Linked DNA regions of Homo sapiens: region 2 is linked to region 1. Evidence: chromatin loops called from intact Hi-C (ENCODE). Cell type or tissue: stomach. All regions are shown on one strand. Links, peaks and the distances in the headings refer to the core of each region. The heading gives the core; the rest is flanking DNA. Region 1 overlaps NEDD4L (NEDD4 like E3 ubiquitin protein ligase). Region 2 overlaps NEDD4L (NEDD4 like E3 ubiquitin protein ligase).

What was found. Hi-C counts contacts between places; a loop is a spot of excess contacts. Peaks named below come from ENCODE experiments on the same cell type or tissue, not always from the same donor. Only the 100,000 strongest peaks of a DNase experiment are listed, where the experiment ranks them.
Region 2: a loop joins it to region 1, with 8 times the contacts of the local background. A loop is called at or near these places in 2 of 110 quality-filtered maps.

What each region holds. Positions count from the first base shown.
Region 1 is chr18:58,331,181-58,347,176 of GRCh38, reverse strand. NEDD4L (NEDD4 like E3 ubiquitin protein ligase) reads right to left here. Exons shown (of 31, transcript NM_001144967.3): 12 at 13,285-13,359; 13 at 11,640-11,699; 14 at 6,008-6,139; 15 at 5,380-5,499; 16 at 4,074-4,271. Among named protein-coding and RNA genes, the nearest start is that of MIR122HG, 110 kb to the left of the region's middle. RefSeq lists a silencer at 1,766-2,060. In stomach, for the core only: no CTCF peak of the experiment used is centred there; DNase peaks (open chromatin) are centred at 8,016 and 9,306; H3K27ac peaks cover 2,568 bases.
Region 2 is chr18:58,379,353-58,395,348 of GRCh38, reverse strand. It overlaps NEDD4L (NEDD4 like E3 ubiquitin protein ligase), which reads right to left. Exons shown (of 31, transcript NM_001144967.3): 25 at 12,030-12,103; 26 at 9,763-9,823; 27 at 7,851-7,910; 28 at 6,157-6,264; 29 at 4,607-4,703; 30 at 3,790-3,862. Among named protein-coding and RNA genes, the nearest start is that of MIR122HG, 59 kb to the left of the region's middle. RefSeq lists an enhancer at 2,691-3,190. In stomach, for the core only: no CTCF peak of the experiment used is centred there; a DNase peak (open chromatin) is centred at 4,048; H3K27ac peaks cover 1,311 bases.

The sequences.
Region 1 (15,996 bases), core at 3,696-11,695:
GAAAAGTGTCAGGGAGGCAGTGAGGGGCAGAGCATGAAGTATAAAGTCAACCGAATTTCAAAGATCTGCTAAAGTGGCCTTGCATGGAAACCTAGACTTCATAGACTGTGAGGGCCAGAGGCCTTGAGGCTTATAATATTATTTTATCAAAAATAATAAAAATAATGGCAGCAGCTGCCATGAATCAGCTCTGAGGGCTAAGGCTAGTGGTCACCCTCAAGCCCTGACTCCCACCGAGCCACTCAAGGAGGCAGGCATCTCTCCTTAGTTGCCAGGGCACATGAAGTGGCGGTCAAGGCTCTCTATTAGTTATGGACAACTTCAGAGCTGATGAGAAAGTGGAATACTAACGAGGGCTCTGATGCAATGAAAATAAATGATCCAACGCATAAAGTGTGCCTGGTTGTTTCTTCCTTTCTTCAGTTTCATAACGGGAACTCTTTCATGTGTAATATAAAATTGCTTCCCTCCATCAAGTTCAAAGTGTTTTTAAACAGGATGCAAAGAGCAGTATCTTTTTAAAAAGGGCTTTCCTAATTCAAAATATATAAAACACAGGGATTAAAAAAAAGTGCCTTTTTTCTTTATCTTTTCCATCCTGGAAGAGACCAGCAACCACACCTAGAGTAATAAGTTTCATTAGTTTGAACTTGGATGGAAAACAAACCTGCAACTTAACTAGGGTGTAATCTTTCTTGCTACAAAAGCAAGCCCATGCTTCATCCTGTGAAAGGCACAAATATACTAATATGCGTTGAACATCCCTCACCCATAATGCTTGGGGACCAGAGGGGCTTTGAATTTCAAAATATTTGCAGTTATACTTACCACTTCAGCATCCCTAATCTGAGAATCTGAAATGCTCCAATAAGCATTTATTGCTTGAGTGTCATGTCAGTGCTTACAAGGTTTCAGACTTTGGATCATTTTGGATTTTGAATCTTTAAACTAGGGATACTCAACCCGTATACACGTGCTCTGAGCTGCTGAGGATGGAACATCCCTCCTTGGTACATCCCTCCCAAGCCCCTGGTCTCCAGCATGCATTCCCTGAAAGGCCTGACCCAGGCGGGGAACAAAGCCAATCTTTCTTTCTTTCTTTGAATGAAGCTAAACTTGGCCTGGCAGGGTGTCTCATGCCCATAATCCCAGCACTTTGGGAGGCCGAAGCGGCAGGATCACTTGAGGTCAGGAGTTCGAGACCAGCCTAGCCAACATGGTGAAACCCTGTCTGTGCTAAAAAAAACAAAAAACAAAAAACAACAAAAATTAGCTGGTGTGGTGGCATGTGCCTGTAATCCCAGCTACTCAGGAGGCTGAGGCAAGAGAATCGCATGAACCCGGGAGACAGAGGTTGCACTGAGCTGAGATTGTGCCATTACACTCCAGCCTGGGCAAGAGTGAGACTCCGTCTCAAAAACAAAAAAAATAATAATTAAAAAAAAGAGAATGAGGCCAAACTTTATCCAAATACTGATGGCATACTGCCTTCAGTATCTGTGTGTGTGTAAAAGGTCATCTTTCATGACATATTTCAATAAATTTTTTAATTTCTCAATGTATAGAGGGGAAATGTCCTGATACTTTTCAGGCTTCTGGTTGGTGTAAGAATCAACAGTGCCCAGGCCGATGGGGGAAGGAGTGTTATTTTCATCATTTTCAACCTGTCCTACCAGTTTTTTTCCTTTTTCTATTCTAATGCTCAAATCTAAGAATAGCTATGCTGTTCTCTCATTTGTTCTCTTCTTCTTTCAAAAATAAAAAACAAAGCAAACCCTAAAACCAACTCAAAACAGATTTTTAAGTTGCAAATTATCTTCATGCTTCCCTCCGGCTCTTCATCTTTTGTCAAAATGAACAGGCAATTTAGAGTGTGTCTTCCGCAGGGAAAATCCTGCCTAGGCCTTTGTTTAGAAGCGATAGCGCAGCTGTGTCAGCACATCTGAATTCGCTTAAGAAGGGGAGTAGCTTGTGGAATTTCCAGTTGTTACCTTGAGGATTTCCCACACTAGCAGCAGCAACAAAACGTTGTTCTAACAGATTATGATTTTAAATCAGTAAATTAGTCAATAACAAGTATCTGGGTAAACAGGCGCAACTGGAAAGTAAAAATGGGTTTCATTCAGCAATGTTGCAAGCAATAAATAAAGCGAGTGCTGTTTAATTTAAAATACAATCTGCCCAGCTGCAATTACACTGTTGTTGTGGCTTGAAAGGCTGTGAAAAGGTTAGGGGATTTGATTACCAAGCTAGTTAAAATTACTAAAATCATAGCTTATGTTGGCAAGCCACAGTGGCTCCTTACACTAATCCATCTACTTTTATATTCGTTAGCCCTTATTTCTGGAGCCTGTTTCTGGCTAAGGACTTGAAATTACAGCAGTGCTATAGTAAATGAGAACACTGGCAGGACAGCCAGGGGTTCCATGGTAATAAGTAAAAAGACATAAAAAAAAAGAACTCCATTACTATATTTTCCAACGAGCTGCCCGTCTCTTACTCTTGGCTTGCTTGCAAATCTGTAACATTATCTTCAGACTAGTAGGGGAGTCAAACCTACATGTTATTATATGCCTTAGAAGCAGTTATCAGTTTACCAAATGAATGTTACCAGATCTAAATGAGAAATTCTCTTGGCAGGCCATTCCCTTACTTCAAAATAGAAAGAGCTCTTAGAGTGGTTCTCACTTAGGGCTGTTTTGAAATGTGTAGGGCATTTCTGGTCATCACTATGTTGGGGTGGGGGTAATGGTGACCATTAGCACCTGGTAGCAGAAGCCAAGTTTGTTAAATAGTCTGCAACTGAAGGCACAAATGTCCCTGCCCCAAATGCCAAGAATGCCCTTGAAGACACAATGTCCCACGGTTCAAAGGATTCTAGGAGCACGCCCTCTAGACCTGCTGGACTGAACTGATACCACACAATGGGCAAGGCATAAAATGACAGCCCAAATCCCCTTGAGCAGGGCTTGTTCTTGAATATAAGGCTGCTGGTCTATCAAATGGACACACTTAATGTCCATCACTAGAAATGGGAATTAATGGTGTATGTTTATTGTTGGTCCAAGACCGAAGAGCTAGGGCCAATAACAATCACCAAAACTCAACCAGCATTCCCATAACATCAGTTTTGAGCAAGTAGCACAGATAATAGTAGGACCAAGTTAAACTCTGAGTTAACTCTAGCTAGACAATTCGATGGGGACATAACCGGAAGAAAAACCATCTGCAGCATCAAAAATAGCCAGAAATACGGGAACCGGTTTCAGTGTAATTACAGGTATAGAGATTATATAGCAGGAAAATACCAACTGACTTTTAAAAGAATCATATACTACACTGAAAAAGCCACCGATTCGGCTAAAGAAATAAAGAACTGACACAGAAATACAAAGATATGCATATTTGCCTTTGATTAATCTCATTTTGCTCAAGATAATACAATGTACAGATTCTTTCTTGGGTACAATTCAGGAGTACATGAAAGAGTTGCATGGTAAGAAAAATCAATTTTGACAAAATGATCACAAAAAGGAGCTATCAGATCTACAACCAAAGTCACTCAGTACATCCCCTACCCCATGATCAAGGGCATGAAAATGTACCTCAGATGTGTGAATACTGATCTGATGTGAACGGTAAAAACTAAAGCGACAAATCAAAAGAAGGTGGGTAATGCCAATGAAAGTGCAAGAAGAAACTGACAAAAGAAAAAATTATTTGAAAATGATTATAACTCCTAGTGAGATTACTTTGTGAGACGGGATCAATTAACAAAATCTTAACAGCACAGAGCAATACCTTTCCATCCAGCACGGTGAACTGTCTAAACTAGAGCTTCCCAGGAGAAAAGGCAGTCCCAGCACCAATACCAAAGACAGCTACCAGCCTGTGCCCACCCACTCCCACCCGCCCATTTATGCAGGGGCCAGATGCAGGCTGAGGAGACCCTCTGGAGACACCCTTTACAGTCAATCCAATTCCTCTGCAAGAACTACAAACACTAAGGAAATCAAGGAATTAATGCCAGACTTCATGATGAAAATGGAGCCAAATAAAAGCAGCAGCCTTACCCAGGTTGTAGTCTTTGTGTTATGATCAATGAAGAAGGGCCGGCCGTTTGGCGCTATCCTCATTTCCCAGCCGGGTGGCAAGAAGCTCTGTGTGACTTTGTGTTGTGGTTTGGGGGAGTTGTAAGGTGATGGCTGTGGGGACTGTGGGTTGGAAAGGGTGTCTTTCACAGCCCGACGTACGGGTGAGTCCTTGGCACCCTAAAGAATAACAATGAGGATTAGAACTCTTTAGCATGTGCGATTCCAATGTGCCAAAATGTACCTGGGTATTGCAGAAGGCTTCTCTTTGGAGATGGACAAGAGGGAAGATCCCCAAAACCTGTTTTCTGTCATTCATTTACTTTTAAATCAATCTAACTTTACATTTTCTCTGTTGGATAAACACACAACAATATTAAGTACTTATAACCACCATCCTTTGGTAGCTACTCAGTATGTACCAAAAATACTGTTCTGTACTAAGCATTATGGATGGAGATTTTACAGAGTGGAGAAAAATGTGCCCTTGCTCTTAATGAGCTCACAGTCTAATGAAGAACAGATTGGCAAGTTTTAGAGCACAAAAAGGAAAAAAGCTACATCAATAAATACAACGATCTGGAATCTCACAGTTGTTACCCATGACATTCATATCAGAGTGTGGAAGAGACAGCATCCATTCCCACTTATCAGCATCTGGACCCAGGGCGTGGAGAAGCCCACAGCTGTCTCTAAGACACAGTCAAGCTTAGGACCTCAAACATTTGCTCTTTGGCTTCTCTAACTCTGACATTTGTGATGTTAAAGGATGGCACCAAAACAACACAAACACGACAGAGAGCACAAGCAGATGCCCAGCCATGATGCAGAGATGCAAATATGCATCAGAAACATGTATGCCCATAGAATGAAAGACCCTACAGTCGAAAGAAAAACAAATGATCAAAGCAATAGCTATGTTTAAAAACTCAATATCAGCACTTGGTATTTGAAAGAGGGATTACGCAATTCTAATGAGGTAACAGGCAAAAAGAAGCGAAACACAACAAGAACGGTGGAAGTCCTGAAAAGAGAGTGCCCACGTCCAGCACAAGTCACCACGGCCTTAGCCAAATGAGAATGAGAATCAGGTGAGAGAGTCCAGGAATGTTAACTGGGCGAGACAGAGAAGCAGGTAGAAAGGCTGCACAAGAACACCCTTCACTACCAACACAACGACTGATCAGAGAGAGGAGGTGGCTGCGAAACTGAAGGCAGAGTTAAGAGAGAAGAAAGAATGGGAGTCACAGGACAGAGTGAGTCCAGTTAGATGAGGTAGCCGTCTCACCTCCAGCGGGGCAGATAAAGTTACTGTTGGCGAGCTGAGGCTACGAGGCCGGCGGATCTGAGGCTCGATTAGATGGTTGTTACTGTTTGTGGCTGATCCGGACGCACCATCTTCTGCAAGCTATTTTGGAGGCAAAAACAAGTTAGCTTCATAGGAGGATCTCCCGGTGTGTGTGATTAGGAGCGCGAACCCAAACAACAACGCAAACAGCAATAATAAGAGGTCTGGCCTATTTAAAGCGTGGAGGAAATAATTAAACATAATGATGGGGGAAAGGATGGGGAAACACATTCAAGGGAAATAAAAATGAATCACTAGCCCAGCATAAAAACTAGCCTCGGATTAAAGTGGGGGCTGGGCAGGGAAGAAGCTACACACTGCAATAGGCTCTTACTTTGAAAATATCTTTCACGTCACATTTTTAAAATATATTCAGTGATAAACTGATTTGAAAAGCAAATTCTTCCTTAGGCTATTATTGTATTTAAAGTAATGCATTTTCTTTGTGAGAAAGCTTTTACAAATACGGGTCTTTCAGAACAATACATAAACACCAGGAAAGGAGTTCGGTCATGTACATTTCGGCTTCTATGGCCTGCGGTTTTAAGTTGGATGGCAATCTTCGTACCTGCATGATAGGTCGAGTCCAAGTTGTGGTTCGATTGTTATGATTGACATAGTATGTGCGCCCCTTAGCATCTTTTCTTTCTTCCCAGCCTGAAGGCAGACCCGGCGTGGTATGTACATAGGCCACTGATGGCTGTTTGTGCAAGAAATCATTATTATTTAATACCTTGCATTTGTTTTCTGATCAGTTTAATAAAGTAAGGTACACCCAGATAATTATTTTCTCTAGACAAAGTTAATTAGATCTATTTATATAGAAAACACTTACAAGTGTCTGGAAAACAGCAATAGATTTCCAACAGCTTCAAATCTACTGTGAAATGAACCCCATACAGTTGCAGAGTCCAAATTCTTACAGAACTTGGTTCTAAGACCCCGTAGTCTCAAACGTAAAGGGTTGCTGCCAAGGTGATCACAGGGAAAGGGAAAAACATTATCATCTGTTCTAGCTACTAAATTCCACTGCCAAACCAGGTAGAGCTTAAAGGTATTTCAAACTGTCCAGTGTCACTGTGTATGAGAGGGATGCTCTGAGTTTCTCCTCGATGTAGCTCCCATGGGGTGCTCTTCTAGCTTAGGCCTACATTCCTCCATCAGCTTAGGACCCTAACACTGTAGCTTCTGGGGCAAAATTTTAAAATCCCAACACAGAGCCCCTTCTCTAGGATACTGATGGTCACACAGTAGCATATAATCTGGAGGACCACCCAGGACATCTGTGTGCCCCAGCTCAGGAAGTCTCCCAGCACCCAGCCTCACACCCCAGGCTATGTGCACCCAAGTCTGCTGATAGGAGTGTGTTTCTTTGAAGGTGAACACAGCTTGGCAGTTTTTGGGTTTAGAGACCTGCCCCGCATAGAGTGACTGTATTTAGACAGTCCACATTTGATCACAAGAAGATCCCTGAGAAGCAGTCTAAGAAATGCAGTGTGGATGGAGAAACACTGAAAAACAAGGATGTGTTGATGATGTATGGAGGCACTGGGACAGATGCTGGAGATCAGGGCTGTCCCAGGAGGGCTTGAATGCATAGGCGATGCATGTAATATCTGTGCCTGTGAAAGAGCTCTAAGTGGGGAAAAGCTCAGAAACCAGAAGCCGACCACAGCTATACCACGGCTCCTAGGGGAATCTAAAGGTATAGGAGGAGCCCATGCCTTAGGAATAACCTCTCACGTGAGGTTACAAAAGGAAGCTGCTTCTTTTACTTCCAGATATTTTAGCAGTTGTCGTTTTCTTGCTATTAGGCTGAGGATACAAATTTCCTCTGAACCTAACTTCTTCCTGTGCTTATGCCACCTTTTCCCTGCACTACCAGCAATGTGTCTTGGTGAAGGTGGTCACCTGGAGTTCCCTGGTGGACTCCAGGATCTCAAATTAGAGAAAGCACCAACAAGGATGCTGCCGGGTAATTTGAAAACCCCATCCACAGAGAAGCAGTATGTTAACCTCCCAGGCTTAAAAGCACAATTCAGAGAAAGATCACCTGGGTAAGATCATGAAGCAGCTGATTTTAGATTATGTGTAAGAAAACTTTCTGCTGATATTAAGGAAAACCATTTCCTTAATATTTCCCGAGATAAAGTCCTAAAGCTCCCTAAAGATAGTTTATAAAGACACAAAGACTCGGATCATGGAGCATTCTGGATCCAGGTGTGGAGACTCAGCAGGAGCAGAAGAAACATCAACACTGACTTAATCCTTTCATGAATATTAAACATCGATGAATTAGCATGCAGCCTGAGTGAAGCTCCTTCCTCCCCTCCTCCTCTAGCAGCGATGCCAACACAAAGAGCTACGTGGATCCGGGCACTTCAATGGACTCCCCTGCTGAGCTAAGTTGTAACCTAAGTTCCTGGTCAATTAGTATCTCTGGCAAAGTATGTGCTATCAAGTTTTGACCTACTATTGTTTATACAATCAATGAAATACTAAATGGAATGTGTTACATTCTCAGCTCCCTCCGCCCAGAGCCCTCCCCTTCAGCCGTTCTGGTGATCCACTTCCCCCTCTCCCAGGCCCCTTCCCTCCCATAACTCCCCACTCCCCCTGGCCCCGCCCCTGGAAAACTCAGCTCCGGAAACCTTAGCTCTGGAAACCTTAAGGATATTTTTGCAGTTACTCAATCTCTGGAAAGGACACTTGGGAGGCAACTGATCAACTGAAAGCACATGGATGTGTCATAGATCATGTCAGAACTGAATCCTAAAGCTGTATGAATTCTAGCAACCAGGTTACTTTGTTTTTTCCTTTTTGAGACAGAGTATTGCTCTGTCGCCCAGGCTGGAGTACAGTGGCACAATCTTGGCTCACTGCAACCTCCGCCTCCCATGTTCAAGTGATTCTCCTGCCTTAGCCTCCTGAGTAGCTGGGATTATACGCAAGCGCCACCATGCCCAGCTAATTTTTGTATTTTTAGTAGAGGCAGGGTTTCACCACGTTGGTCAGGCTGGTCTCGAACTGCTGACTTCAATTGATCCACCCGCTTCAGCCTCCCAAAGTGCTGGGATTACCAGTGTGAGCCACTGCACCTGGCCATACAGGTTACTTTCATACAGCCACAGTGAATAGCACTAATCAGTTTGTGGAAAATTAGGAGTGTAGTACAGAACGCTGAATTTGATTAAAATGCTCATTCTCTCTTCTATTGAGAACTGAACTGGCAACCTGTAATTTAGTTACATTTATGTGAGAGGGCAATTTGGAAATGTTTCTTTACAGTGTTCTCTCCAAATGACCACATAGAACAACTTGTGCTGATGATTCCATTTGTAACTCACACTGCCTCCCACCCTGCACGGCTAGTTGAGGGGGCAGGACTCAGCTTCTACAGACAGGCCATGGAAGGGCCCGCCAGGAAGCCAAAACCAGCCTTCTGCTGTTCTGTGCTTGTGAGCATGTTCCACCCTAGCTTAACAAAAAAGTAATCAAACCAGTTAGAAATGGCGACTTAGTTTAACATTTCACAGCTTTTCATCATAGACTGAATACACTACTGCTTTGTGATGCCCAAAAGCCATTAGCTAGAACTTCCTAGTGGCTCTGTTTCTTTCATTAAAATAAAGAACACGATTGTAAACTGCAGAAGTTTCAATATGCTTTTAAAAATAACCACTTTGACACTGACCATCACAGATTTGCCAAGACTTGCACCAACCCAGTAATGGTGGCTCGTGTATTTTTAGAATATATACAACAAAGACTGAAAGGACTGTGCTATCCCTCTCCTTTTATCTCATGGGGAGGGCCCTGGCTTAGTCTGCCAGAAAGTGACACCACTGTGCGTTTATTTGCCATAAATCAAAGGGCTGTGGTTTCTTGGCTGAGAATCAGGGCCTGTTTATTAGACTACAGGAATGAAAGCACTATCATAGAAAGAAAGCTATATCAGGACGGTTACTTCAGCACAGCGTATGGAGTTGAAAGGGCAGGGTAGGGGGAGCAGAAAGTCCTTGAATGTCGGGAAATTAACACTGTAGTGCCTTTACGTCAGTGAATATTATGTAATTATTAACATGTCCCAGAAGAATGAACATAAGTTAAAAAAAAACCAAGTTGCTAAGTAATGTATACATGACATCCCATTTAAAAAAAATAAAATAAAGTGGCACAATGTGTACCTATGTGTACACAGCCGTATGTCTGTGAGAGCACAGGGGCAGTGAGATGATATAATACCATGATGGCTCCAGCCCAGGACAATACACTTCAGTGTGAGTGATGTGCAGAGGAACAGAGGGGATGCCAAAGAGGGAAACACGGGGTGAAGAGACAGAATTGCAAGACAGGAAGTCAAGGGCATTCACGACAAAGGATGTGGAAGAGAAACATGCAGGATACAGCAGAAGAGAAATGGATGTGATCCTTTCAAACCTAAGTAGGTAGGGAGATCTATCTACATCTACCAAAGTAGATGAAACACTTAGGAATGAATATTGCCAAGCCTGTGGAAAGAAAACACCCAACCCATGCTGAAACTCAGTGACGGGGAGGGGAGAGTGCAGGCAAGAAGGCAAGAAAATGGCAGTCTAACGTGCCACCCGGGATCTCATTCAGAGGGGTCACCTTGTCCTGCCAGGTGACCCTTGCCATGGAGCCTGGTACTGCAATGATTCCATTCCTACTTCATTTACTACATCAGCTACCACAACACTCCAAAGCTACACGCAGGTTGCAAGGCCAACAAAATACAAAAATAGGTGATATACAGATGATGTTCATCAGCACTGAATTCAACTAAAATTATCTCACAAAACGATCTTGTCCCCCTCAAAGCTCCACTACTCCCACAGAAATTACAAGTGCACGGTGGGTAATAGTTCATGTAGAATTTCTTGAATTCTACTGGAGGCTGCCTCACTCAACACATGACTCATGTAAACCACTGTAGCTCAATATCTTAACCTGAGCTGAGTGTTCTGGGGCTGACTGTTGCCAGTTTGATTTTCCTCTGTACAATGCTGAGCATTAAATTGAAGTCATCAACATCTTTAGAAAATCAGCAATTGTATACGTAAAGTTATCCACAAGTAATGAGCAGTTATAGCAAAATACAACACAGGTGAAACAATAAGGAAATTCTTTTTTTTTTTTTGAGATGGAGTCTCGCTCTGTCGCCCAGGGTGGAGAGCAGTGGTGCGATCTCAGCTCACCACAACCTCTGCCTCCCGGGTTCACGCCATTCTCCTGCCTCAGCCTCCCGAGTAGCTGGGACTACAGGTGCTCACCACCACGCCCGGCTAATTTTTTGTACTTTTAGTAGAGACGGGGTTTCACTGTGTTAGCCAGGATGGTCTCGATCTCCTGACCTCATGATCCACCTGCCTCAGCCTCCCAAGGTGCTGGGATTACAGGCGTGAGCCACCGTGCCCGGCCAGGAAATTCTTTAAACAGCTATTGCAGTGCGAAGCATAAACTATAAGCTAGCCTAACTTTAGGGATCAAGTAGAAAACAGGCAATTAAAATACAAATCTAAGTCACCCACAGACAGGAATACCATACATTCTTTAAAATAATGAATAAGAATGGTTGGCTTAGAGAAACATAAATTTTTCTAGATCACTTATATATCCTAATTATGTTCCCTTGGAATTACGGAAACTTGTTCATTGTGTGAGGAGAGCCCCTGGTGGCAGAGAAAGGGTCATGGTGCATTCTGGGGACAAGAAAAGTCTAACCCCCTGTGAAAAATGTGGTAGGGGAGATACAGAAAAGAGAAGGGCCCTGGGCACATCCAGGAATCACACACACAGTCTCATGCAATTCCTGTGGCTTCTTTGATGATCTTCCAACCAAATTACTTTAACCAAGCATTCTAATGAAATGGAAAAACTTATCAGGAGTACAAACACTAAAAGTCAAAAATATCTTCTAAATGGTCAAGTTAAATGCACTTAACCAAAGCCTGATAGTATTCCTAATAAAATTATGTGGGACTAAAAAAATCATTCTATTTTACCCAGTACCTTTAAACAATCCCCAAATGAGAAGCTTAAAATAAGAAACGTGTGCAGCTCTGTAGCACAAAGGAGCTAATCTTATTTTTAAAAACAGCGTATATTCACCACTACACGAAATATTAAAACTGCCTCACGGCCTCTTGCTATTGATGTCTGATAAAGTGGATCATTACCGTTGGTTCCTCACCACCCGTGACAGTTGATGAACGCGCTCTCCCAGCTGGGGCACTGGGCTGTGAATGATAATTTACATCAGTGAAATGCACTTAGGGGATGACCCCCTGCTGTCTGAATCAGGGCCCACTGCTGTGGCAGCGCTGTAAGGCAGGTGACGTGAGATCAGAATCCCTGAAACCCACCCTATCCAGACAAAGCCAGCAGTCGCTGATGACCAGTAGCACAAAGGAAGCGTGACCCCTATGCCCCCCAAGGTGGCTCATCCTTGACCTGGGTAAACAATGACAACCTCAAAAGAGTGAGCTGCCTTAGAGAAAAATGGAAAGCTGGTCTGGTTTTGCCTGCCATTGTCAAATAATTAGCAGATTCTGAAATCTCCCCACACTCAAAACTCAAGAGGCCACTGGTGATCAGTGAGTTTACAGCATCAGAAAGTACAAAGAAAGAGGGAGGAATCACCAGTTTCCAGGAAAGTGAGTTCTTTGGGAAATAAAATTGACATTGATTTTGAAAAGGAGAGAAAGTGCCATTCGTTCAAGGAAAATCACAGATCATGAGGTTGAGAAGGATCCTACCAGTCCATCTCAGTTGATTATTTTGTTTTTGGGAGCCCTGTACTGAAACCATCCCAGAAAAGACGCTCTTATCAAGCTTATTATTAAGTCTCTCCAGTGTAAGTCACAAATGACTCTATTATTTTGACTGCTTCCTTGACTAGTATACTCATTAATTTTTTCTCAAACATAAAAAATTAAAACCTAGGCCAAAATATCCTTTGAAGTCAAGAAAAAACATACATGAGAGGGAAGACACTGTGATTTCAAAAACCTTAAATGCACTTTTCCCCCTTCAAATTCATACGTAATACATTATTAGTCTTAAAAATGATCAAGGTTTTGTAGCAACAGACAAAAACTGTCAAGGTAAAATATCAAATTGAACACATTAAAACCACATATTTTCACCTCCAAAAGAAGAAACAAATTTATGTAAAATTTCTTATTTTTAATGTGTACATCAAACATCTCTCAGGGCAGTTCTAGTCTGCCTTCCAACTTGAATATTTCTTTTTACATACATCAGATGTTACAAAATCCCCTACACCTCTACATTTGCTGATAGCTATTAAAATGATGAGAGAGTTGGAAAGAATTATAGCCAATTCCTGGTGAGCAGAGCTGCCTTTAAAGAGAAGGTACAGAGGCTCTGTAGAGTTCAGACTTCAGGTCATTAGGAAGGGAAAGGAACATGTGGACGGTCGCCCAGAAGAGTTCTTCCTGGTTAAAGGGACTCAATGTGTTTTCAAAGTACAGATCACTGGAGCATAACTATAGTAACTCAATAAGGTAAAAGGAATTACTAACTAATGTACCAAGAGGTTTAAGTGAGCAAATCAAAATTGGTATAAATTTGGGTGAAAAACTAAAGCAATGGAGGTTCCAGCATTTTAGAGATGGGTGGCAGTAACAATTCTCTGTATTGGAAATCCACTTTCCTAGGGCAATTGGCCAGGAAATTTAAAAACATCTCATTTATATTGTAAATAAATTTACACAGGAAAAACTCTTTTTGCAGCAGCCCAGATGATTGTAAATGAAAGCCCAAAAAGTCAACTGATGACTGGAAATTAGCATGGGTTACCGGTGGTAGATGGCCCTGTTCTGCAACTGCGTCGGTGACACTGCATGACCTCAACCTTGAGGAGGGTTCTCTTTGCTGGAAGGAGAGGAAAAGACAGGAAGCATCAAGAAATATATTCTTAAAAGCAACTTTCATTGGTTTAACAAACATATCACTCAACCATATTCACCGCTCTTCGATATTAGAAGGTAATTAAATGAAACATCTTTTCAGAGCAAGGACAGTCATCCTTGAAAAAGTTATCTTTCACTTTAATTTTCAGTTAAGCAGACTGGAATTTTGATTGGTCCTTAGAATTAGTGGCAAAAGTAAGAGGAGACCAAAACTTTCAGAAAGGAGACTCAACAGGACTCTGCAACACTCTAATGCTGCTTTACAAACAGAAAGAAGCTAGCAGTCTTGTAGTTTGCTCTAAGATGCACCCTCAGGGTAAATTTTAATGTGATGTGAATAGACGGAAGAAATAGTGATATGTGGCTACCCAACATTTATTGATTACTACAATTGAAAAAGAGTCAGTTGCATCCTATATTCAGAGGAGCTCAGACATCATCTTGGCCTACTTCTGAAAGATCTGGTATTTATAATTTTAGCTGCTTTTTTTTTTTTTTTTTAAATATAGAGTCTTGTTCTATTGCTCAGGCTGGAGTGCAGTGGCATGATCTCAGTTCACTGCAACCTCTGCCTCCCAGGTTCCAGTGATTCTCCTGTCTCAGCCTCCTGAGTAGCTGGGACTACAAGCCCCCCCCACCACACTTGGCTAATTTTTTGTATTTTTAGTAGAGATGGGGTTTCACCATATTGGTCAGGCTGGTCTCGACCTCCTGACCTCAGATGATTCACCCACCTCGGCCTCCCAAAGTACTGGGATTACAGGTGTGAGCCTCCATGCTCAGCCAATTTTAGCTTCTAAGTGGACTTCAAGTAGTAAAGACAGGAATGATTAAAAATAGTGAGATCAAGCTAAAAAAAAAGATCTACTGTGTAGTGTCTTAATATTCCTCTAACTTGTTTGTATTAGTCTATGTGGTTAAATGAAGCCTAATTGATATGAATGAAGATTAGCAGCAGGTCACACACAGAAGCCAGAGTCTCCTTATCGGCAAGTTCATCCATAGTATCAGTTTCTAGTATTTACTCATTTTTAATATTTTGTGATAAGTAAATGGTACAAGAAGACTCTGTGGTAGGGATGGGGGACAATTCACATCTTCCCACATTGGTTACTGTGAAAGAATCAGTCTTTAATAAAAGTGTCACTCTGTTGCTCAGGCTGGAGTGCAGTGGCGCAATCGTGGCTCACTGCAACCTCTGCCTCCTGGGTTCAAGAAATTTTTGGGCCTTGGCCTCCTGAGTAACTGGAACTACAGGTGCACCCCACCACACCCGGCTAAGTTTTGCATTTTTAGTAGAGACGGGGTTTCACCATGTTGGCCAGGCTGGTCTTGAACTCCTGACCTCAGGTGATCCGCCTGCTTCAGCCTCTCAAAGTGCTGGGATTATAAGCATTAGCCACCGTGCCCAGCCAAAGCTCATGTTCTTCCCCTTGAATACAGGGTAATCCCAATGAGCAAATATCCGATTTGACTCTCATTTAACAGTGAACACGATGTGAAATAATACAACATTGTATTTGGGTCTTAATGATATTTCACAGATCTAGAATAATTAAATTCAGGAGCTCCTCATTTAAATAATTAGAATTGCTAACTTATGATTATTGCTGAAAAAAATTACAGTGTTTACTTGGTTTACTAAAGGTGTGTTACTGCCATGGATTCTGTGGTACCTCCTTGCTTTTATAGGTTTTAAATACAAGGCTTCATTGTTTATGTTGTTTCTATAACAACAGTTTTATCAGTTCAAATATCCCATATATATGCAATTTCTTTTATCCTGTCCATTTAGTACTACATTTTCATCTTGGCGACACATCTCTTTTTGAAAAAGTCACAGAATTTCAAAGTGAAATCACATTAACTGAATGATAAATGCAACTCATGTAATAGAGGCGTATACTGTCTTTTAAAATAAAAACACCATAACCAAAAAGTAACAATTTTGTGAGTACTTACTTGCTTTTACATTGTATGCAGTGCTATCATTTATGTTTGTTATGGTCATAGTAATGACTATTTTTTTTTAGGATGCCATTTTCAGTGGAGTGACTATCATCATTTACTATTGTACATTTTTAAGTTCAGTTTCTTGAGAAACACTGAGACTTCATTTGCTCTTAATTCTATGCACAAGCAGGGATTTTCTATGGGTTATTTCTGCACAGTTTTGTATTGTCAAACATGGAAGTCTTTGTGACTGATTCCATTGGGCTCAGGCATTGGGCCCATCTGAAGCTTCTAGAAAGTATGTTTCTGATGGTTGAGAGCCCAAGTTAAAATGCTACCTTGATGACAGTGTCACAATTTCACAACATTTCTCAAGGGTTCATACTCTGGGACTTAGGAGACGTCTTCTATCTCCCACTCAAACCTTGTCTTGGATGAGCCACTTAAGCATTGTGCCCTTATCAGCGAAATGAGAATGATAAATCCTGCAGAATATGACTTAAGAGGACTGATTAGGCCTGATGGCTTTTAATTGTTACTGTGAAATACTACCTTTGTGATAAAGGTACTATTTTCATGAGCCTTTTGGCTGGGAAAGGAATTCTACAAGGTTAAAGCTAATAATTACAGACATCATGGAGTTTTA
Region 2 (15,996 bases), core at 3,539-11,538, 48 kb before region 1:
CTCAAGAGATGGTATCAGTGTTAACACCTTTCAACATTTACTGTATGTCTACATGGGGCTCAAGACCAGAGCCTTTAGCCACAGAACCTGCACCTCTGTGTGTGTGTGTATGTGTTGGGGGGTGATTGCTGATGTGTATCTGTCATGAAAATGGCATGCACACTTGCCACAGCTCATTATGACGTAAGAGCTCATGTTCATGGAGTGCTCACCATGCCCCATCAGCCTTGTCTCAATGTTATGAACCCTGGCAATCACTTTGTAAGGCAGCTAATGCTTCACCCCTATTTCACAGAGGAGGAGCTTGAGACACAGCAAGGTTAGGTAACTTGCCCAAGGTCACACGGGGCCAGGTACAGCCCTGGGGTGCTCCAAAGCCCAGCTCTTGAAGTGCACTTGTGCTGCCTCTGCCGCGAGTGCTCAAACTGTGTTTAAAACCGCCCCCTCCAGGTATTGATGTGTGATTCCAAGAATGAGCAAAGTAACTTCTTGGGTTTTAAAAGCTAACCATTCACGTGCTCGCTTTGGCAGCACTTGCACATATACTAAAAGCTAACCGTTGTCACAGCAACAGAAAAGAAACACATACCGTAGAGGGCCGTTTAACAACCACTAAATATTGAATAAGTCCCACTGAGTTCCACTTGGATTCTCTAACAGCCACTAAACACTAAAAGACAGAGAATAACACTGTGCTTCTCAAACTGGGGTTCTCAGGAACCCAGGAATCCTAAAAGAGCAAGTACTAATACAGGCTTTTAACTTTCTATTATCATATTAATAAAGACAGGACTTCACATCTACAGATGGCATTTAAAAGAGCCTTTCACCGAAAGTGGCTTCAGGCTTTTCAGCTGGGGTTTCACAGTCCCGGGCCTGCAATCCCTATGGGGGTCTCAGGCCCATTCTTGAGAATCTGTGACCATTTTTTCCCTTTAAAAAAGGTGCACAGATTATTCAGGTTTGAGAAACACTGGCATGATGAAGAGAGAGGCAAAGACGGGATGTCAAGATCTGAGGTTCTGAATCATGCTGCTTAATGCTTCACCGCTTTGCATCCCAGTGTTATCTGTAAAAAAGTGGGTCATAACATCACCCACCTCTTAGGGCCACTGTGATGATGGTATGAGTCAATCGCATCAAGTGCTGAGCACCATCCCCGGAATGAACAGAGTGCTTGGTGAGTGTGAGTTCCTATCATTTCAGAGGTCAGGACACACGGACCTGGCTTTGCTCTGCACTAATGAGCTGGGTGACTTTAAGGAGCTCATTGTCCTCACAGGGCTTCAGCGTCCTCACGTGGAAGATGCATGGGCTGAACGAGATGATTTTTGTTTGCTTTAGAGTCTACCTAAAAGGGCAGGTGGGCCTGTGATTCTTAATGAAGAGTAATTTTAAATGTCTGAGTAGTGACCTTTTATAGAACAATGAAATGAAGTCCTTTGAATGTCAGACACTCAATAATCACCATTGGAAAGCTTAATGAAAGGTACCCTCATCACAGAGAACCAGATCCTTCAGCTTCTGCTCTTCTAGGAAATCAGATTTTTATTCTGAACTTTAATTGTGTATCATAAAACGTGGAAGAAATTAAACCTATGTATGGCAAAATTTTATGGCAGAACTGTTGCCACGAAACAGCCAGTGAAGTTTCTGTTTCCTATGTCAAAATACAGTCAGGGTCAGGTAGGGAGGAAAGCCATTTAGAAGAAACAGCAGAACAGTCCCACTCATGCTAGCCAGTGTTGCTTGCAACTGCCAGTCCTCTCCATCCGGGTCAAGTTAGTCTGGGGAGAACATCATTAGGAAAACTACACAGTTGCTTTATTTCCGTGACACATAAAGAGGAAAATAAGTTCTGGTAAGAGCCAGCTGGGTTGTTCCCTTCCTGTAGGTGGATCTTTGCCCTTCCTAGGGAAGAGCTGTGAATTTTCAACCCTGCCAGCCTATAAAAATCATCTGGGGAGCTTTGAAAATCCCACTGCCTGGGTCACACACCAGACCAATGAAGTCCAAATTCCAGGCATCAGTGATTTCTTTAAGGCTCTCTAGATGGTTCCAACATGCAGCTGAGGTTGAGAACCACTGAGTTCAGAGGTCTTATCTGGGAAGTTCTACTTGTGGCAGAATCATGTGGGCTCCGAAATAAAAAAGACAGTTCAATAGTAAGATATGTGTCCCTGAAGTCACAGAGAAACATGGGCTGAATGAACATGAAATTGGTTCACTAATTTGGTTTCCTTGGAAAAGTCTAAAAAGAAAGTGGGTATATCAACAGAGGCAGTGTATCTGGTGTAGTGGTAAAGGGTGCAGGCTCTAATTCTGGTAGCTCTGAGTTCAAATCCTGTGATCTGGGAATCTGTGACTCTGGTGAGCCCTGGGCCAGCCTTCTGACAGCCCAAGGGAATAACATATCTCATAAGGCTGCCATAAAGATTAAGCAGTGCCTGACCACAGATGATGACTGTGCCCAATAATTTCGCTTTTCCTAATCTTCATCCTGGTTAGTATTATGAGCTTGAGTTTCGCATCACCACCCACAGTCCTGGGGCTTGGCTCAACGCTGGTGCCTTCATATGGAGGCCAGTAGAACCCAGAAAACCACATATGACTTGGACACCATTTGGATAAAAGCTCTGAACTACTCAAACATTCTTCCCTTAGAATAAAGCCAGAGAACCACGGACAATGACTGCTCTGAATATTCATGAATTTTAGGCTGGAGTCAGCTTGCTTTCAAGGCTCTGACAGGCAATGACCACATTGTTTCCATCTGGAGAGTCACGTGAATGGTACGAATAGAAAAAAAAAACACCTTTCTGGTGAGGCAAGGGAATCCGACAGAAGTGAAAAACCTTTCACAGCCAATTTTTCGCAAACACATGTTCATGAGAATTCTCTCCTGGCCAGCACTTCTAGTGTAAGGGAGGGCGTTTCCTGCAGGGAGTGTTTGGTTGCTTATGTTAGCTCACTATGGCCAGAGCAGGCTTTGCAGCCCCCGCTGCATGAGAAACACAGGGCTACGCTGCTCACCGTTTTCCAGAAGGCCCACTTCTGCTGCTTCCTCAGGAGCAAGAAATAAAGGCCTTTGCAGAAAAACCAACACGAGGGACATGGGAGTTTGAGTTAGCAAGAGCTCCCTGAACCCGGCTTCAAGAAACTGATCCCATCCAGTCTGCATTTGTGCTGGGTTTCATGCAACTGTTCAGAAAACAACTGGGACCCTTCTGCGTCACTGTGCCTCCTGAGAGGGCCTTCTGAGGGCAGCCACGCTCCACGCTTGGGCATCCCTGGCCACGTGTCAGCCCTCTTACCCTCCTCCGACCACAGTCATGTTACTGCTCAATTCCAGGGAATTACAGGTTATTCATGGGCATAGAAGGCCTTTGAAAAAGGATGTTTCTACAGGGTATTTTGTCCTAACTTCTCAACCAATTTAAGGTTGGAGTAAAAACCCAACGTGTTTATTATACAGGTTGAGAGCTGCCTTATCTATGTATGCTGAACAGTGAAAGCTCCACTACCTAGAATAATGAGGGAAGGACTGGGCTCAGAGGAGAAATTCCCCACAGCAGGGAGGCCTGAGCCCTTTATGTGCCAAACATACTGAGTGCATTATGTCTTATTAGCACTACTGTACAATTTCTATTTTCATCCACATCACTGTCCTTTAATTCTCTAAGCTACTTACAGACAGGAAACAGAGCATTCAATAGCCTTGAGCCCAGCACCATACCCAGCTAAGCAGTTCAGATATTGCATTGACATGCATGTGTTTTTGTCACTCACCATGTGTGAGCTCTGGGCAGTTTCTCAGGACTGCCCCATTGCTCTATTGTAAACAGCTGAGGACCATTGGAACCTAGACAAGAAAAGAAAAAGAAATGTTAAGATTGCTTGGGGCAGAAGAATGAAGCTATGGTGTGGTCTGCAGTCCAGCTACTGTCAGGGCAGGGTTTGCCCCCAGGGGTGAGGCCCAAGACACTCTCTTCTGCTGCAACATTGATATTTAATGTTGAGGGAAGCCAGAGGTCTGCACAACCTCACAGAAAGACTCTGCTTAGTCTCCAGAATGGAACTGCACCAAGATTAACAAACACAACAGTTACGTGGAAAGGCAGGCAGCTACAGCCTCTCAGCTGGGCCCTGGAAATTTAAACTTCAAACTAGTTTTGTGGGTGGGAGGGTGAATGAAATGTGACTTTCAGTATGCAAAGTACAGAGTGATTTTTAAATCTATGGTAAACACTGAAAAATTCTGCCTACTGGAGGTGACTTTATACCTCAGTTTACGACCATATAAATGACCCTACAAAACCTAGTTTTTAACGATTTACTAAAAAACTAAACTAGGAAAAAAAAAAAAGAGCAGCCTTATGGACCTCTTCACAAACTGCCCCCCAATCCCTCGAAGTAGAAGCACCATGTTATCTATATAAAGTATAGATAACAGTACTTTCATTGAACTTTCATGGAACCTATGCATGGCACACTGTCCTGAAACTTAGCCTTCTGCAGAGGCCTGGCGGCAGGGTTCTTGGGCCAGAGTTCATGCCTGGCTGGAAATTCCCAGGAGGACAACTGAATCCAATGGTATCCTGCTCACCATAAAGTTCGGCAAATCCATTCATAGGTACTCGCGATGTCCCTGTGACAAACTGCAGTAACCGGATACGCTTTTCGGCGTCCATGAGTAGCACAGCCTATGAACAGAGGCAGAAGGTCATTATACCCCCCACGTGACCCATGGCACATGCTGCTGTCATGCAGGCAGGCAGAACTTAATCTTATTTATATTGCAATGTAAGACCTAGACAGTTGACTCTGAAAACTGAGTAGGTTTTTTATGGCCACAATACTAGCTGGCCTCTCTAATCTAAGAGACTGAGTGATCACAATGTCCGTCTCTTTCTTCTTCTGCCAATAGGCCAAAATAAATGATATAAAAAGCAAACTCTCTGATGGCACCAAGCTCATGTTTCTGTGTTCGAGGCTTACCAGTTCCCCCTAAGCCAATTATAAATATACAGTATTTAAGATTTGTCATCACAAGGGGAAGCCAGGTTATGAGATGGGATTTCAGATTGTAGACACGTTCCCTAGAAGACATCATTTTATAAAATGAAACAAAACAAAACAAAACAAAAACAAAACAACAAAGGCAAAGATGGGGTTCTAAAATAATCTGTGTATCTTACATATCTGCATTATTATGGGAATCCAGGTGGCTTTACTGGTAATGCCACTTGGACTGCTGTAGGCAAACATCTAAAACAAGCCAAGTGAGACCTGGACTAGGCTTTGAAGATTTTGCTTTTTTATCTCTGTATTCCTGCTGGCATTTGAAATAGTAATAAAAGGCATTTAGAAATGTGAAAAAGGCCGGGCATGGTGGCTCATGCCTGTAATCCCAGCACTTTGAGGGGCCGAGGTAGGAGGATTGCTTAAGCCCAAGAATTTGAATCCAGCCTGGGCAACACAGTGAGACCCCATCTTTAAAATAAATAAATAAATAAATAAAAATAAATTTGAAAAAGTTAAATGATTCCTTTTTGGGGTGAAGTAAATAATCAGCCTTTTTGGGGGATAACTGTTTTTTTTTTTTTAAGTTTGTTTACTATATCTCCTTTGGACTAACCCATTCCTATTTTACTTCCCTCCTAAGCTGAACAGGATACAAACAGTGGCCCTAAGATAATAAATCAAATGTTGTGTTATCTTTGGTTGAAAGATACACAGATCAAAATATTTGTTGGAATATATTTTAAAAATTGAGAAAACGACTTCTTAACAGAAAGTGGCATCTTGCAAAGCCATCCCTGAAGCCTGTTTCTGCCCTGAGAAGCCCCCCATTTCTATTTACGCATTGGAGGACCAGTCCCTCAAATAAAAGTCACTTTCACGAGGTGGTCAAGGAAGGCCAGTGTGCTTTTGTAGGGACCAACTTCATTCAAGTCTAGCTGTCTGCTACAGTTACAGAGGAGCCACCACGGGGCTGCTGGCTCAGTTTGCCTCTTCCCTCCCCCAGCAGTCCAAGCTCTAACAGACCCCAAAGCCAGCATCAGTCCTGAAGTCAGACCACAATGGAGGGCGCCACACAGCCCTCAATCCTGCCTCAGGTGGAGGACACCGGCTGGGGCTGGGCCCCGGAGTTACCTTCCAGAACCACTGAATGACGGGGTGGTTTGGGCAGTAGCCGTTCTTGTAAATAGAATGCTGTCTCCAGTCATTCACATCCACATCACCGAGGCCGCACATGAGCAACTAGGAAGAAAATTTACCAGATGTAAAAGCAGGATGTGAAAGGTGCGAGATCACACACTGAGAAATGACCACCCTCAGTGCCAGCATGTGGTCACTGTGCCGCGAAGGTAAGCTAGCAAATCATAACAACAGAGGAAGGCAGACACCTGTTCCAGGCTCCACCTGCCATAGCAGATCACAGAGGCAGCAGTCACGAGGGCAGCTCAATTCGAACCTTGCGCAAGCCACGGCATGTCGTATCGGATATAAAAATGCCACAGTCGTCCTCCCTACCCCTCTAGTCTTACGCATGGGACCTGTGGATTCTCTCACGCTCCAGCAGCATCTGTGCATTACCCTGGCTGCTTCTCCTCCTGAGAGGTTATTCCTCTGAATATCTAAAAGCATCTCCCTACCCACAAAAGAATTAGTGCTTATGACTCTCCTCCAGGTTGATCAATTCCAGTGATGACAAATCACCTCATCTGCCCAGAGGCCTAAGAATGGCAGACATACGCTAAGGCACAACTGGGTCTTCGACTTAGCATTTAGTCTAAGGTTTGCCGTTCCTATTATGCAACTCTCCATCAGGGGAGGTTTCCTGTGGACAAATGGAAGATATTTATGCAAAGGTACCAGAATGAAATGGAAACAGAACTAAGCCAGAAGCCTGGAAATAAAGTTCCTAGGCCTGACCGTGCCAAAACCTTGCTGGGTAAACCCAGCTGCTCTCTGCCTCAGTTTCCCACCTATCAGAGGAAAGGCTTGAGGTATATGATTTCTATAGACATCATCGATCTTGAACTTTCTGTTTTGAGATAAAAGTATAGAAGGCCAGTGTATGGGAAACACTCACTGGCTATGGACGGGGCAAATGGCCGAGTCCCACCAACGGCTTCTCAACAGACAGTCTTTCCCCTGTTTCTCTCGACACAACAAAGGGCGAGATATTCCTTTGTTTTTAAAATGGCTGTTACTCAACTATGTCAACACCAAGAAGCTGAACTAGACAATCACTAAACTACCTTTTGCTACAACCCTGTTGCCTTCTGACATTTTTCCTCACTCAACATAAACCACTTCAAGTTCAATGAGACGTCGTTCTACAGGCCCAAGTAGATGCTTACGGCCACCTTGTGGCCAAGACCCCCATTTGGCTGCCACGGTGGGGGTGGATGGGGATGCAGCAGAGGATACTTGGCCAGTCTGGTAGTGTAAGCAGGTTTCTGCTGTCCAGAGGGCTACTGCAAACCTTGTTTCTACTTGTTGTGGCAATTTGCCTCGCCTGGTGCATAGGGCCATGATCCCAGCTCTGCTCAGTGGCCTCTACTTACTAGGCATGTTCCAGAACTGCCCTCTGATGGACAAGGCAACTACAGCTGATTATTTTTGCTGTTCCTTACTCCTACATTGGCAAACAAGCCCCATAAGAGACATGTAATAGAACCACATTGGCAAATAAGCCCTATAAGAGACATGTAATATAATTCATCTAAAGTTACTCTCTAGGACATTATGGATCCAAGAATATTAAAATATTACTTGTAAAGTAATGAGAGATACTTTAAAAAATCCACTTTACATAAAATAATGTTTATAATACAAACCTCCAGCTCATTTTCATCAAAAATTTTAATCAAATCAATAGGAAGTAGTTCTGTGAATCCCTGAAAGAAAAAAAAAAAACATCTTAAACACCTATTGCCTTCAAAAAAAAAAAATTTCACAGGAAAAACAAACTTTTCTGGTTAGCCAGAAAAAAATATAATCTCTCCTGATGATTCCTATGTCAGTGACAGTATCAAGTAACTATAGTTCCAGTAAAAACAGCACAGTCACAATATAACAGTTTCGAAAAAGCATAGAATCTAGAAGATTCAAGTAGTGGAGTAATTTCTGAAACCTGATGAAAATATGGGATACTGTAGGCAGGGTGGATTCCAAAAGCCATTTATAACACTGCTGTGAGTCAGTGCGTCCTAAGATGCACAGGCTACAGATGTGTAAGAGACACGCTTAAAAATAACGTGCTGGAGGCAGGGAGAAGAAACACAGAGGGAGGCAGGTGATGGGTGCAGACACTGTGCGTACAGAAAACCATGCTCCAGTTCCCAGGTACCACTAACTGTGGCGTGATCTAGGATGAGCTCAGCTCTGCTGGGCCCTGCGCGCTGCGAACGCCGCGTTTCTGAAGGTGTGGACCGCCTGCGGTGGGGCCCAGGAATCTGCTTCCTGGGATTTCTTATCTAAATAAAGAGTGAAACCTGCCATTCTGTCCTCCCATTTTAAGTCCCTAAGGCCCCGAGCTGTTTCTGAGTGTGCTGCCCGGGCTTTCACGCATCCTGTGTAGGTACCTGAGTGAAGGGAAAGCATCACCCCACGAGAGCTCTGCCTCAGTGCAGAGAAAATCAGTCACGTGGACACGAGGCTGTTTCCTGTGTGATCTTTGAGGTAACTAATACTATATCATATTTAAGAAAGAATTTTGCTTTTGGTCCAAGTGGAATACTGTTTAAAATGATGAATCCCTCACCCACTGCTAGGGGCCTGGGAGCATCCCTGATATTAAAAGTTCGATCTGGGCAGTGCCCACTTTGCTCTGTAACAGGGTAAAAGCTGTCATGAGGTGGCTGGGTATAAAATAAATAAAAACTCAGCTTAAGAAAATGTGTTTTCCATGTATCTGTATAGAAGAGAACCTGCAATGAATTATGCCACAAAGAAAAAGGGCAGGGGATTAAAAAAAAATGTCCATGGCTGGGCGCGGCGGCTCATGCCTGTAATCCCAGCACTTTGGGAGGCCGGGGCGGGTGGATCATGAGGTCAGGAGATCAAGACCATCCTGGCCAACATGGTGAAACCCCGTCTCTACTAAAAATACAAAAATTAGCTGGGTGTGGTGGCGCGTGCCTGTAGTCCCAGCTACTTGGGAGGCTGAGGCAGGAGAATTGCTTGAACCCGGGAGGCAGAGGCTGCAGTGAGCCGAGATCGCACCACTGTACTCCAGCCTGGGTGACAGTGAGAATCTCTCTCAAAATCAATCAATCAATCAATCAATCAATCAATCAAGCCCAGGCAGCAGTGATCCAGGGAGGGAGGGGTGGCCAGGCACTTTGGGGACTGCGCTTCATCATTCAGCTCTGAGCCCTCGGGCTTCTTGGAACCTGTCACTGCAGCAAAAGGCAGCCTTCTCTTGGGTACCGCCTGAAACTCCAAGACAATGGTTCTAGATCAAGTCTGTAAAACGTCCTCTTTAAAAACAGGACAAATGTAAAAATAAGAGAAGTCAAGCAGGAGAACCCGTGAAAAGGAAAAGGAGGTGGCGGCACGGTGGCTGAACACTCTTGTGCTGGAGACTGGCCAGCGGTGTGAGCTGTGCGATCCCGGTCTTCCTGCAGGGTCCCCAGCCTCGCCTCTGTCTCTGATCAGCTCCACCACACTAGCTAAAGGAGAAGCGCGATCCCCCATCGACCCGGGACCAGAGGCACATGGCAGAGAACCCTGGCCAGCATGGCTTACCTCCAAGAAGGCGTTCATCTGCTTCTGGACCCTGTTCACAAATCTCCACTGGATGACTAAGCTGCAGGAGAAAAGAGGACAATATTGAACCACCTCCATCATCACTAGTGCTCACTGCTTTCTCCGCAACAGGGAGTGCTTCTCCTCCATCCACGACAGCAGAGCAGAGGGGAGGGTCTCCTCTGTGCCCCCACTGTTTAGTTTATTCATGGCTTCTTTCAAGACTCCCTGGAACACCCGTGAAAAACCTAAAATCTCACTGGAGATTTCAAAAGAGTAATTAACTTCCCCCACATCAAGGTTTGGCTGACCTAAACTGCTTTAAATGCTTAACTGCTTTAAAATGCTTTAAATGCTTTAACTGCTTTAAAATGTGACAACATGGAGAAAAGGGAAAAGTTCATGGGGTATGAACACACAGGTATACATGTATAAGATGCACACACCCGTATACACACCCACATATATGTATACATATTTGTAAAGTGTACTCAGGACAATGCATTTAGTTATCTAATATTTCATTCTAGTATCCAATGTGCTAATATTCAACAATAACATATAAGCTTTATCAGCAAAATGATTTGCACTCATAATTTAATGCCAAAATTTAGAGGATGAATGGTAAGACCTCCTTATGCAACTGAAGTTCACCAAAACCAAGTTCCCTGCGACAGTGTTTAATGCACAGCAAAACTGATCGCAAGGCAAATGTACTCTGGATGTCATCTCAGGCATTCCATCATTCTGAAGGGTTCTCACCTTCGGGGTGGTACACTGTAACCATGGTAATGGCCCTGAGGACCAGCCTGCAGCACAACCACTGTGCGGCCTCTCAGGTGGCACCTCCTGGGCTACAATGAACAGCTCAACAGCATTCTTCTGGCACCAGGGGAGCAGAGGTATCAGGGAGCAGTTGGTGATTTCAATTATACTTTTAAAAGTAAAGCTAGCTGGAACCCTGCCTGGCCCTGACTCCCACCACGTTTGAACCCTAAAAGAATTAACTGCAAAGAATGATGCAAGACACATACCACGCATGTCAGAGTCCTCAGACTTGAGACCTGGGTCACCCTGAGCTAGAATATTTTTTAAACCCCACTCACAGTCTGTACTTTCTGAAGGAAGACAATGGTGTCTGCCAGGATGTCATCAGCTAAGATTGTTCATATTCAGAACGAGAGTGCCAATTAATGTGGCCAGGTAAGAACCGAGGTACCTTATTTCTAGTCTATGTATTCAGCATAACAAGCTTTCAACTTGAGAGTGAAAAGAGTCCGCCATGTAATAGTTCCACTCCTTGCCAGGATCTCTGAGTAGAGACTCTAACACGCTCCGTTTCTTCCTAATTAGGAAGGACAGTAGGTTTTTCTTTGCAGATCACACTGAAAGGTGCTAAGACCCACAGTCAATGCAAGAGCTGTCTGATTTCAAGACCTCTGACCAATTCCAAATGAGAAGAAAGGAGGGAGCCTAGCCTGTTGAAACGAAGCACTGAATGCAAACGAGGAACTCAGGGCCACTGTGGCGACCCACAAGAGAGCAGAAACCAGGTGCCAGGAACCACACACTGCAGTGCTCACCTCACCCCTGCACCAGGGGATCTCCTTGGAAGATCCCAGAGTTATGCATTTGAAGCACACATATACACTAAAAAAGAAAACGTAACGTGCCCAACAGAGAAAAACTTCTGCCTGGTACAAATGTCTTAGAATCACTTAACAGCTAGACTTCCAAAAAGACTCAACATTTTGTTCCACTGAGGCTGAAGTTGAGTTAAGAATATTACAAATACCAGAAAGAATTCCTTAGGGTTGCACATGCTGAATTCTTCCTATCCATTTTAACTATTTCTATACATTTCTATTATGGAAAAGAAGTTGGGAGAGAGACAAAATATTTTTTCTTTGTTGGTTCCTAATTTTGCCCTGCTGGTCACTGACACCGTGGTTCTCCGTTGCAATTCTAAATCTTAGTTGATATCCACATATTCCAAAAGAGTATTTGCCGTATTACTCAATAATATAGACCTTTTCTCCCTCCTCTGCTCCTTTATAGGGCAGCTCAATGGAGTCATGATACAAGACAGACTTTCCATCCCATATTCAACTTCCCATTAGCCCAAGCCAGAAAAGAACTTACCTTGTTGAAAACTGACCAATAAACTCATGCCCATAATAAATGCATGAGCTGTTTCAGCAAGGGACAGTGACCAAACATGCATTTCAATTATTCAAAGAAAAGGCAGTAAATATGTGTATACATACTCGATATATTCCCTTTTGTTTTCATTTGTGACCATTATTTCTGACCCATTGGGCTTCAAATCCACTTGATATGTCTGTAATTACAAAGACAAAACAACAATTACTATCACGAAGTTATCTTGCATATTATTATTGAGTGACAATGTCTTACTATAAAGGGAAGACAACATGTATTCAGAAATATTTCCCGGCAAATGGGCTCTGTGCACAAGAGAATGTCCAATGAGGCTTTTTTGCTAGGATGTTACACAGTTAAAGATGCTATCATTAAAGGCAAATTGTTTTATGGTTATTTATGACTTTTAATTATTCTTCATATATTAGCAATAATGAAGAGCAACATTTTTTCCTCTGCTATTCATTTATCAGGAAACTAATTATGTTTAACAGAGAAAAGAACAGGGTACACCCATCAAGACTCCAGAAATCCAAATTCTAATGCATTCTGTTTCTGAAAATTATATTTTCTAGTCATAAAAAAAGGATGCATGGTATTTCTTTCAAAAATGCAAACAGAAACTTAAAGACAAGAAAGAAGCTTAAGGATCCAGGCTGAAGAGACAGATTTATCTGGTTTTTGAAGGCATTTATTTGCATTGGACGCCTTCTCCTCACTCATCTGCCCTGAAGCTTCCTCCCTTAGCACCACCCATGATCATGAAAAAAGCAGCTGCAATCAGGGCAGCCCTTTCTCCTATGCCCTGACCCAGACCTAGCTTACCATAAGGCCACATAGCACAGTAACCAGCGTGAGGGAAGGGAGAGAGGCCTACTATTTTAAAATAAAATGTTTTTTTCTCATTGTAGAAATTTTGGGGAAAAAAGGTGGAAAAATATAGCACCTACACCTCTCCTACTGAAAGAAAGCCATGCCACTATTTTGGTGGGGTTCCCTCTAAATCTTTTTTCCTCTGCCTGCTGGTTGCATTATAGAGTAAACCAAGCCAGGGGAGAGGGTTTTCCAAAGTAAGTGTTAGGGTGGTACCCAGGAGGGATGGAGGTTCCATGTTGTGATGAACTCTATGCCCTGGCAGAGGCCACCTCCAGGGGTTCCTTGGTCCTGCCACCTGCACCCAGGAGATCCTGAGCCCCTCTGACCCGAGCACTCACACCTGGGTCTCTCATGCGGCTTCTCCACGCACTGGCTCTTGTTCCCATTCACACTGAGATGGCTTTTCAACGTAAAACACATTCATCATCCATCCGGTCCCTCGACATTCTCTTTTTCTCTTTATTCAGGAAGGAATCTCATTTTTCCACTATGCTTTCCATTTCTGCAAAGTCAACTGAACTCTTCACTGTGCCCAATGTGAATTTTAATCCCTTTGCTGCGTTTCCGGTTTTGCTGACATCCTTCATTTCTCCATTTCCCTTTCTAGCTGCCATCTTCCCAGTGCATCCCATTTTCTCCCAGGGGTCATCTGCTCCTGCCCCGTACAGGCCGTGTTGGGGATGGAGGATGCCAAACAGCTTCCACTTGGGGGTGGGGTGGGGATGTTTCTACAGTGAAACTCTGCCAGTTCGTGGCTGGTTCTCAGAGGTGCGTGGACAGTGCTCATCCATACCTTTTGTTCTATGTGTTAATAAACCCAGGTTGGCTTTTCTTCTTTTCCCCATTTATTCCTCCCCAGACTGCCTTGTTGTTCCTTCGGTAAGAGTTTTCTTATCAGATCCACGTCAATGACAAGTTAATAAATCCCAGCCCAGGCATTGGTATCGAGAAGGCTTTCGGTACAGCTCGGCTACACTCAAGCCGAATCTTTCCTCCCACCCTTTCCCCTCGCACAGGGAAGGGGAAGGAGGTCAAGTAGATAAGCATCCACAATCCCTGTAATACACTCCTTCCAGCATTCATCCAGCCCTCTCTCTTTGATCACAGAGCCTTCTTTGGTGTTGCCTGAAAGTTGTAATTTCCAGAGAGCTACTGAATGAGCGGGTCGGCCACAGACAAAGTGGGGAGGGGAGGGCTAAGGAGGAAAACACTCTGCTTCCTCCAAAAGCAGCGCCCAGGGATGAGAGAGAAAATAAGCCAGTGTTGCTGAGTGCAGAGAACTGGTTCTCCCCTTCACTGTGGGTGGGAGTCTAATTGGTTCAATCTTTTTCTGAAGATATTATAATTTGGCAATAGGCATCACAATTTTAAAATTATATATCCCTTCTCACAGTAATTTCTCTTTTGGAGTTTATAGCAATGGAAAAAAATTAGTCAAGTACACAAAATGTATATTCCAGATTATACATTTGTATGCTATATATATTATGTATATATGTGAGTATTCCAGGGTTATACAGAATTATATGTTTATATAGAAAATACTAAAATAGCCTAAACGTCTACCAACAGGGCATGGTTAAAAATATATGGCACGTCTACAAAGTAAAATTCAGCACAGTCATTAGAATGTTATAGACTGATATTCAGTGACATGAAAAGGTATGTGTGATATATTAATTTGAAAACTGTTTTCTGTTTCTGTGTTAGTTTGCTGAAAATGATGGTTTCCAGCTTCACTCATAAGTGGGAGTTAAACGATGAGAACTCATGGACACAGGGAGGGGAACATCACACACCGGGGCCTGTCATGGGGTGGAGGGCTAGGGGAGGGATAGCATTAAGAAAAATACCTAATGTAGATGATGGGTTGATGGGTGCAGCAAACCACGATGGCATGTGTATACCTATGTAACAAACCTGCACATTCTGCACATGTATCCCAGAACTTAAAGTATAATAAAAAAAATTTGGGAGGCCGAGGTGGGCAGATCACGAGGTCAGGAGTTCGAGACCAGCCTGGCCAACATGGTAAAACCCATCTCTACTAAAAATACAAAAATTAGCTGGGAGTGGTGGCTCACGCCTGTAATCCCAGCTACTCAGGAGGCTTGGGCAGGAGAATCGCTTGAACCCAGGGGGCTGAGGTTGCACTGAGCCGAGATCATGCCATTGCACTCCAGCCTGGGCAACAGAGCGAGACTCCATCTCAAAATAAATAAATAAATAAATAAATAAATAAATAAATAAAATAAAAAAGAAAACAGTATGCAGAGTACAATTCCACTTCTGTAAAAAAAAAAATCTGTTTTGTGCTTACAGAGAATAATTCTGGAAAATGTAAATAAAAATTTTAATCCTGAGTTTTCTTGAGATACTGGGAATAAGTGACATTTATTTATTTTACATATTTTTATTATACTGGCTTTATTTTTATTATGGAGGTTAATATTTTATAATTAGATAAATAAATAATTTTTGAAAGAAAAGAAAAAATGGGCCCACACTAACCCATGCTAAATGAGGTCACAGCAGTAAATCATCCTGTGGGCAGCCGTCAAGTCTCATGGTTGATTCTGACCCTGGGTTTCTCTGTGGGGGAGTGAGGAGAGGGCCCAAGGATGGGCACAGGATGAGGGGTTTGTAATTCTGCTCCCTAAGCTACTAGGTTAGGGGTCACGCCCCCAGATCTCGGTGTCTCGGCTCGAGCCCTCCGTGGTACAGAAATGCATCCCTCTAGGATTCGTTACAGGTGACACTTTCATGAGTTACGGCGACACTTTCATGAGAAGCAATGACCACTCTTCAAATTCCACTTTTGAGACCGGCTGTCGGGGGCTGATCGTGACACCGTCTCCTGCAGTGCAGGCATATTGTCCAGCCCACCACACTGGCTTACTGCCACTGGCCGATGCCCCAGAGTCCTTGCTGGTTGGGCACGAGGCTCCATGGGGGTTGGAGAGGCGGCTATCTGACTCTAATGCTCGCCTCCAGGCACACAGATTCCCTGCGGGCCTTCATTCCTGTCTCACCATCACTCTAACTACAGCCTGTGTTCTCCTTTCGCCCAAATTTGTCCCTTCTTAACATCAGCTGTTGCCACCACAGGAGGGGAGGGACTGTATGTCCTCAGCACTGAACACCGGGTGGTACCGTGACAGTGTCAACCCTAAGTGGGAGAAATCGGGGCAGCGT